3 separate regions of the Mus musculus genome follow, and all the other regions are linked to region 3. A link is a contact called in ENCODE Hi-C or POLR2A ChIA-PET data. All regions are on one chromosome and are shown on one strand. Each heading gives the region's core, a stretch centred on a gene start or an enhancer-like site at or near the end of the contact. The rest is flanking DNA. Distances are from core to core; before and after follow the strand shown.

What was found. Hi-C counts contacts between places; a loop is a spot of excess contacts on that map. ChIA-PET counts read pairs that join two places held with the same protein, here RNA polymerase II (POLR2A).
Region 1: POLR2A ChIA-PET joins it to region 3 with 28 read pairs in embryonic stem cell. The contact joins the promoter of 2310069B03Rik here to the promoter of Hk2 in region 3. POLR2A ChIA-PET finds 5 or more read pairs at or near these places in 3 of 5 experiments (Patski and embryonic stem cell).
Region 2: a loop to region 3 is called in a map of regulatory T cell, with 3 times the contacts of the local background. The contact joins the promoter of Pole4 here to the promoter of Hk2 in region 3. A Hi-C loop is called at or near these places in 3 of 37 maps with a recorded cell type or tissue (T-helper 2 cell, regulatory T cell and v-Abl transformed pro-B cells). POLR2A ChIA-PET finds 5 or more read pairs at or near these places in 2 of 5 experiments (both embryonic stem cell).

Annotation. Positions count from the first base shown.
Region 1 is chr6:82,880,440-82,883,530 of GRCm38, forward strand. 2310069B03Rik (RIKEN cDNA 2310069B03 gene) reads right to left here and starts at 1,414. Exons shown (of 4, transcript NR_040520.1): 1 at 1,330-1,414; 2 at 798-870; 3 at 1-17.
Region 2 is chr6:82,651,438-82,654,240 of GRCm38, forward strand. It overlaps Pole4 (polymerase (DNA-directed), epsilon 4 (p12 subunit)), which reads right to left and starts at 1,428. Exons shown (of 4, transcript NM_025882.3): 1 at 1,187-1,428; 2 at 646-730; 3 at 1-41. The coding sequence starts at 1,402.
Region 3 is chr6:82,773,204-82,776,306 of GRCm38, forward strand. It overlaps Hk2 (hexokinase 2), which reads right to left and starts at 1,251. Exons shown (of 18, transcript NM_013820.3): 1 at 715-1,251. The coding sequence starts at 777.

The DNA.
Region 1 (3,091 bases), core at 164-2,663, 110 kb after region 3:
TATGAATATGAGCATTCCTGAACAGAGCACATTGAAGTCTGTTAGCTATTGTGTGTGTGTAAGTTCACATGCATGTATGCACATATGCACATAGGTACCTTCAGAAACCAGGCATTAGTTACTAGGTACCACAGAGCTGTGATTCTCAGCCTGTGGGTTGCACAGGCCATCCTTTGGGGGAGTTGAATGACCCTTTCATAAAGGTCACTTCAGACCACCAGAAAACGCAGATATTTGCTATAACAGTAGCAAAATTACAGTTATGAAGTAGCAACAAAATAATTTCATGGTTGGAGGTCACCCCCCATGAGGAACCATGTTAAAGGGTGGTAGCATTAGGAAGGTTGAGAATCACTTATATATGGACCGTTGTGAGCCACTTGATACAGTTCTGGGAACTTAGCTCTGGCCCTCAACAAGAGCAGCAAGTGTTTACCATTAGGGACACCTCTTCAGCATCAGGTATCTTTTAAAAATTTTTATTAAATTTTTATATAAATTTTATACAATTTTTTTTATTTATGTGTGTGCATAGGCAGGTGTGTAAGGAGGCCAGGAGAGGGCGCTGTGCTGGGAAATGAACTTAGGTCCTCTGGAAGAGCAGCAAACTGCTCTTGACCCTGGTCACTGCTCATACATCCTTCCCACCAAAATCTGTTATCTTTTTAACTATGATTAGCCTAATTTTTGTTTGTTTGCTTGCTTGCTTATTTTTGTTTTTCGAGACAGGGTTTCTATGTAGTCCTGGCTGTCCTGAAACTCATTTTGAAGACCAACCAGGCTGGCCTCGAACTCACATAGATCCTCAGCTTCAGCCTCCAGAGTGCTGGGACCAAAAGTGTGTGCCACCATGCCCGTCGATTATCCTGTCTTTAAAGGGAGAAACAGAGAACCCTGAGGAGGAAAGGTGGGGTGCAAATTAATCAACACTGCCTGGTCTAAAATAAAAAGTCTCAAGACCAGGACCCCAAACCATCTTCTCTGCCTCTCCAGGGGCCTGCACTAAGGGGCCAGCCAGCCAGTCAGGGGAACGCCACAGTAGCCCACTCTTGGAGGTCCCAAGCAGATGACCTTGTGGTCCCCAGGAGTGGCAGCACGGAGGGCGGACATGCTCAGATCTCAGTGGCTGTTGGCAAGGTTACATAAAATTTTATGAAGCACGCAGGACTGGCCCTGGAGCTGGCAGGAGGGCGGAGGAGAGAGCCTCATAACCACGCAGGCTATTGATCACTCAGCCTCTGCTCACAGTCCCCCACACCCAACCCACCCGCAAAGGCGTCCTACCCGCTGGGCAAAGAATGCTGCTCCCGCACTGGCCTAGGGCCCAACCTGCGCTGCAGGTCTGCAGGACCCACCGAGCCTGCTCCGGTGGCCTTTCCAGTGGACCTAAACTGGTGAAGGTTAGAAGAGTGAGGCTTTGTATCACAAGTTTCTGACTCAGTATTCTGATGCTCAAGTTACTCACAACCCCGAGCGCCCTCGCGCGTTGGCCATGCGCACTTCCTTCAATGCAGCCGACTGGGCCATCGGGCCTGGAGGGAGGACTCAGAGCAGGGTAGCAGATATTCCAATTTATGCTTGCCCTTTAGATATGCTTGTTCTGAAAAGAACGATAGCTCAATAGCTGTCAACAGACAGAATCTAGCTCTCTCACCTCTCTCCCATCCTCCCTCCTTCCCTGCCTTCCTCTCCTCTCCTGTCCTCTCCTGTCCTCTCCTGTCCTGTCCTGTCCTGTCCTATCCTGTCCTCTCCTCTCCTCTCCTCTCCTCTCCTCTCCTCTCCTCTCCTCTCCTCTCCTCTCCTTCCTTCTTCCTCTTCTTTGTTTTGAACCCCCTTATGCCTCTTCTGACCCAGTCTCTCCATTTAGTCCAAACTGGCCTTGAACTCCCAGCAGTTCTCCTGCCTCAGTTCATCAGCCTGGCCACATTTCCTGTTGATGAACTCCTACACCACAAATGCTATTCAGAAGTGTAAGGTAACATTCGCCACCAAAGCTTGTAGTTGGGGCGGCTCATTCAGAACAGATTTTCTACCCCTACTACAGCAATGTCCTTGAGATTTCCATTACAGCCTGCTCCGCCCTGTCTGCATTGCTCAGAATGACCAGTAGACATCACTTGTGGGTCATCACAGCATAGCTGGTTACTCTACCAGCTTACTGTGAGCGAGGAACTCTTTCCAAACCTAAGCAGCTATTACAGAAGTATTTAAAGGACAGCATTCGCGTGGTGGCTCACGGAGGGCACTGAGTTGGAGTCTTAACACCAACTATCGCTAGTTTGTCATCTTGAAGTTACCTTTGTGTGCATTAGCTCCACACCTGCCACCTGGAAATAACAGAGTCTTCGTGAGACAGAGTCTCAGGTACCCCAGGCTGGCCTCAAATTCACTATGTAGCCAAGGATGACCTTGAGCTGACCTTGAGAGTGGAATTAGGGGTTCATGCCACCATTGCCAGTTTACGTGGCACCTGATAGTAAACCAGGGCTCGGTACATGCTATGAAGGCATTCTACTAGCGGAGTTATGGCCACAGCCTCTGTGGCTCCCTTTAATTGAGATAGTATACACAGTCCTTTAGAACTGAAAAAAGAAATGTGCTCTGCACCTGAACATCTGGGCGTGGACTGTTTGGGGACTTGGGGTGAGTCACTTCCTTTCTCTCTGCCTCAGTTTTCATCTACAAGATGGGTTTGAGAAGATTGTTTATGAAATCCCAGCACTTGAGAGGTTGAGGCAGGAGGACTGCTACAAGTTCGACCTGGGGCTACATAGTGAGTTTCAGACCAGCCTGGGCTCCAGAGTGAGACTTTCTCTTATACAACAACGATAAAAAGTAAAATAATAAAATGGGATAAGAGAATCTTACCAAGTGATACTTACTCATTTATGAGATTAAATGAGATATGTCTATCATGCCTACATACAGTGAAGGCTCAATAAGTGTTAGTCTTTTTTTTTTTTTTTTCCTATTTGTTTGAGACAAGGTCTCGTGCGGCTCAGGCTAGCATCCAATATGTGTATCTGAGGTTATTAACCTTGATCTTGTACTCTTCTTGCCTCTGCTTCCCAAACACTGGGATTACAGATAG
Region 2 (2,803 bases), core at 178-2,677, 120 kb before region 3:
TTCTAGAAAAGCGAATTCATCCACAGCTTCTATTGCATTATCTGAAACACAAGGTAAAGGGATACTTGATTGGCTCTTGCCATTCAGACATCAGACCCAACATGGAATTTTATGCAAATGACATCACTTACAAACTGTAACCCAGAGGTCCTAAGATCCATCTTTACACTCACTATTCTTTTAACTGTCTCACCTCAAAAGCCAGCGAAAATGCTGTTCAAGGCATCCTACAATCCTGTCTTATTCCAAAATTCACTTTTCTCTCTACTCTAAAGACACTAGAACAAGGCCGGGCGTGGTGGTGCACGCCTTTAATCCCAGCACTTGGGAGACTGAGGCAGGTGAATTTCTGAGTTCGAGGCCAGCCTGGTCTACAGAGTGAGTTCCAGGACAGCCAGGGCTGCAGAGAAACCCTGTCTCGAAAAACAAAAACAAAAAAAAAAGATACTAGAAAAAGAGTTTGGCAGCATAGAAGGGAATGAGAGGTACAGTCTCTAAAGGCTTACACATGTGGAAGGGTTACCAGGTAGACAAATAAACCAAAAGCCAAATTTCCCCTTGCTTCAATGATGCCTTGTGAAACAGCTATAAGAAAGCCCAGCCCATAGCTCCCCTGTCCACCCTGGGGTACCACAGCGACTCTACCCAAATCTCTCCTCTGGAGAGTTTTCCTCTTTCCTTGTTGAGCACAGCAGTAGGCATCTTTTGCGATAGTCTCCACGAACAGTTCCTGCAACAAAAAAAAAAAAAAGCAAGCAGAGATTAGTGGACTCTAGCCCACTGAGATGAGCAATCCTGTGTAGACGTGGACAAGAAGGGTAAAGGGGGAACTCTACCACACAGGAAAGTTCTAGAAGCTACCATTGTACTGAACTTATGAAAATACTTCTGCTATCCCTCTCCATAGCTCCAATCCCCCTGCTCTAATATCTCCAAATCCACCCTACTCATTCATTAGGATCCCCTTCAAGTTCTGTGTGAGCCGTGGGAGCCATGCAAACTAAATTTGCGTGGGTCCTCGTGAAGAGGAGAGTGGCTAACCAACTCAAACGGGGCCCACAGAGGCCTTCCTAGGTCTCAGTCAAGTCAGGTCGGCGTACCAGGGCCCGCCACGCCCCCTAGCGCCACGCCCCCTAGATGCCACGCCCCTTTCCCCGACCCAGGCGCCCTTGCTTCCCCGTCGCACCGCGGCACGCGCCAGGATAAAGATGGCTTCCTGTCCCGCCAGCGTTACGTCAGGGTCTGCCTTCACCAAGGCCTTTACTCTCGCCAGAGGCAGCCTCGAGAGGCGAACTCCCCCGGGTGCACTCGTCGGGGCTTGGGCCTGCGAAGCCGCTGCCTCCCCTCCGGGAGCCTCTTCCTCTCTGGGCGTCCCGCTCCCAGCAGCCGCCGCTGCCGCCATCCCCTCCCGAAACGTGTGGCGCGCGGTCGCTGACTGAGCGCGCGCACGCGATTTCGGCCCCTTTCCCGCGCCGGGTAGAGACCACGCCTCTCCGTGTGGGCGTGGCCCCACCCTCACTAGGCGTGGCGCGCCAGAACCGCCCCCTCTGACTCCGGGGTCTGATGTACTCTTCCGGGCGGCCACAGCCTGGAAGCGGCCGGGCGTGGCCTAGCTGAGCCGGAAGTCCGGATGCTTCTCTAGAGCCTCAGTAGGTGCTGAGTTTAACCTCTAGGCCAACAGGAGGGGAACCCGTGGGTGTCCCCACAACGCTGCCCCGCGCAGCGACAGACCCGGGCCAGCGCCGGGGATCATGTTTTAGGTGGAATGGGACGTTTGACGGGCAGAATTGGAAGTGCGGTTTAGTGGGAGGAAACCACTGCAAAAAAGGCGTGCAGACACGGAGAGCAAGTTTTGTCTGTGGTTGGTCAAACAAGGGTTAGCTCAGAACACTGATCTCCTTACTCAAAACAACAAAACTAAAAACTGTGTTCTCTAGGAACATTAATTGCATAGGGTTTATGTTTTAAAATACTAGTATGTAGTGTTGGCAAAACATTATCATGACAAGTAACTTTTCAAAAACAAAAATTGGCGGGGCGGTGATGGCACACGCCTTTAATCCCAGCACTTGGGAGGCAGAGGCAGGCGGATTTCTGAGTTCGAGGCCAGCCTGGTCCACAAAGTGAGTTCGAGGACAGCCAGGGCTACACAGAGAAACCCTGTCTCGAAAAAACCAAAACCAACAAAACAAAACAAAAACAAAAATTGATGAGAAAAAAATTAATGTCTCCTTTAGAAAACAATTTGATCGTCTAGCTGCTTCTCAACATTTTACTATCTGTTTTTTTGCATAGTTATGGAAAATTCCACTGCACCTTCTTGAGAGAATGAGAATGACTAAGATTAAGATAACTTTTACCAGGTGTGGTGGTGCACGCCTTTAATATAAGCACTCAAGTAGCAAAAGCACATCATGCTCTTTGAAACCAGCCTGGTGTACAGAGGGAGTTCCCAAGCCAGCGAGGACGACATAGTAAGGCCCTATCTTTAAAACAGAAAATCGCTTTGACCTCGCCGGCCTCTGCAAAGGATCTCCAAGAAGCCTCTCCCTGCCTCTTCTTACCTATGAGTTCTCATACCGAACCAGAGATCTGGCATGGAAGTGTGGCAAATATTCGCAATAGGCAAGAGAGACAACTCAGTAAAGTGTATGCTGCTCATCAAGGACCTGAGTTCGAATCACCAGAACACAGTAAAAGGCTAGTGTGATAGAACTCCTGTAACTTCTGCACTAAGAGAACAGGATTGCTTAAGTTCTTTGGCCAGCTAAGCTAGCCGAACCAAATCAGTGAGCTTGTGGAC
Region 3 (3,103 bases), core at 1-2,500:
CCATTCCGTGTAACTTTTAGTTCCAAATCAGAACATACTATCCAAAATCCGCCCTCAACTCGGCGGCCAGACACGGGGACGAGGCGGGGCGGTCCCCAGGAAGGTCTGCTGTGAGGGGGCGCCCCTTTCGAGCCTCAGTTCCGGGCAGTTCAGTTCCGGGGAGGGGGCGCGGCAGGCTAGTCTTTCTGCGCCCTTTCCCGCTCCTTCCTGGGTGGCTCTCTCCCCCACCCCACCCCCGATCCACCCCCAAGGAGCGCCACGAGGAACCGAAGGCCTCTTCAACACATCCTTAAATTCAAGAGGGCCGGGCCCCAGCTGCTACACGCTTCCACCCCGCCTCCTCCCCTAAGCAGGATTCTTCCCCACGTGCTCCTGCCGGAACTCGGGGCTGCAGAAGGGGGCTCCTCCCACGTGGGCGCAGCAGTCTCAGACTACGTGCAGGGCGGCCGTCCCATCAAGAAATTAGGGGCTCTAAGGGTGGGGAGGGTGCGCGCAGGTCCCGGGTAGGTGGGACTATCGATGGTGAGCGGTCGGGCCACGAGGGTGCCTAGCAGACGTGGCTTCTCGCGCGCAGGACTTTCCCAGCTACCCAGACTGGTTCCACGTCTCCAGCCCCGAAGGAGGAGGAAGCAGGTCCTCTGCGTGCTCCAGATTCCGGGAGAGCACGCAACTTGGTCCGAAGCGAGCCAGAAGCTCCCGCCCGTGCCGACTTACCTTCTGCACTTGGTTTTGGTTGAGCTCCGTGAATAAGCAGGCGATCATATGCGAGGCGATCATCTTGTTGCGGCGAGTCGGGGCCAAATAGAGAAACCGAGGCTCGAGCGCTACCGATGGAGCAGGCAGCGCTGTCCGACCGCTTTGAAACCAGGCCCGGGTGTCCGGCTGGGATCGAAGACTCCAGGAGCCACACAAAGAAGCTTAACCACGATGGCTCACCAGCTGAGGGCCTCAAGTTTCCAGAAACAGGGTTTTTTTTTTTCTTTTTTTCAATTTTTTTAATCACAACTACTAGAAGGTACCCTAAGTCTCACTCCTGCCGACCGGTCTAGCTGCTTAGCGTCCCGTCGCTAACTTCACTCACTGGGTCACTAAGGCTCAACTTCGGAAAAAAATGACAGTTCTGTTCCAATCCGGCGATCGCACCTATCAGAGTCACTGGCGTGATGCTCCTGCCCTCGGATCTCCAAAGCAGAACAACTCCGGGTAGCCTGTGGTGTCCTGAGACTCCAGCACTGGAGTTGGTGCAACAATGTGGCTTATTGAGGGGCTGCCGGCTCTTTGGGCCGCCCCGGACAGTGACGTGGATGTGCTCATTGGCTGCGGGAAGAGGGTGTGTGCGCTCTTCGGCTGTCCGCCCGCGGTCCACAGCCAATCAGCGCCTAGAGCCCGCGGGCGCGGCTGCTCCAGCACCCAAGCAGGCGGCGGGAGAGACGCGCCCGAGGCTAGGGGCGGAGCTGGGCGCCAGAGTTGGGACGTGTGTTCCGTGGCTAGAGCTCGGGACTCCAGGGCGCATGAGCCACCGCCGCGTCAGGCTCAGCTTCGGGTGGGGGGCGCGTGATCGCGGACCCAAGAGATGTTGGGCGACTGGAAAGACAAGTGATCGTAGCAGCACACGCCATAATCTGGTATCTGGGGATCATGTGAGGGGCTGCCACTGCCCTGTGACAAGTCTGAAGCACCGTGATTCTCATCTTAATTGTAGCTCAACGAGTCAGCGGATCCCTGAAGCTAAGCCATTACAAAAGTCAGCCCTTCTTAATATCACACCAATATAGCATATGGATTTTACTAACCCCGTTTTACAGATTGGGGAACTAGGCACTGTGCTGTTAGTGAGTTTTGCCCAAGGTCACACCCCTAACAAATGGTAGATGAAGACAGGAACACATCTTACTCTGAAATGCAATTCCCCCACCCCCGGTATATTATCCAGCCTTTCTTGAAGCCAGCAAAGGCTGGAGAGAAACTTTGTTTGTAGCTGGGACTGATAGATGGGAGGAGAAAGGGCACCTGTAACAGCTTGATCCTAGGCTCAAGTGGTGTGAAATGGTTTATAGATGCTGAGAAGAGCCCGCCTCGACCTCAGCTCATGCCTGACACCAGACTCTAAGTTGACATTTATGAGTAGACGCCATCAATATTGAAATAGCACCTCAGATGACATGAAGTTGGTGCTGGTGGAGAATGGAAAGCCAGGAGTTTGAAAGTTACATGGAAGGAAGATAAAGCCTACCATTTCCAAATAATCTCACTCCCCAAGCCCTCTCTCCACCTCCGGAGTGGCATGTGCCACTACTGGGGATCTAACATGGGACTTTGTGCGTGCTAGAAAAGCACCCTGCCCACTGAGGTACACCCCAGCCCTAAAAAGGCTCTGCTCCACTTTCTATGATGTGGTTCATCTATTTCCTCTCTGGGTGATCCCTCTTAGCGCCATCGTCAGCAGTTACACCATCCGCACACAGGTAACTCACAAACCTAATCTACAAGCGAGGACTTTCCCCAGGGATTCTGGCTTTCTTAACCAGCTGTCATTTGTCATCCCTGTGGAGGTGACTAGTGTCTCACACTTAACATGTACTAGGCTGAACTTCCCAGGGTCACCCCCCCCCCTTTTACCAATTGTCTCCACAAATGACGTCACCATCCATGGTTTTCTCCCTGCTCTTACATCTATTCACACCATCAGTGAACAGTTAGTCTAACTTAGCAAATCAAAGAGGCCAGACCCTCATAGCCAGGCCACCGATGACTCCACCAGAGCCTGTGTAATTTCACTTAGCTGCTGTTTTTAGGTACCTCTAGCTTGACCACTGTGATCCCTCGTTCACTCAGGAGCTAAAGAGACTTGTTTAAAATACAAACCAGTGCTTCATGTAGTGGCACACACTCGTAGTTCCAGTGATTCAGAGGTGGAGGCAGAAGAGTCAGGAATTCAAAGCCAACTTGGATAGCTTGATAGATACGCTAGGTAGGTAGGTAGGTAGGTAGATAGATAGATAGATAGATAGATAGATAGATAGATAGATAGATAGATAGATAGATAAGAGATAAGATTAGATTGGTTGATAGATATATACCAGACTGTCTTGGGGTGGTGGTG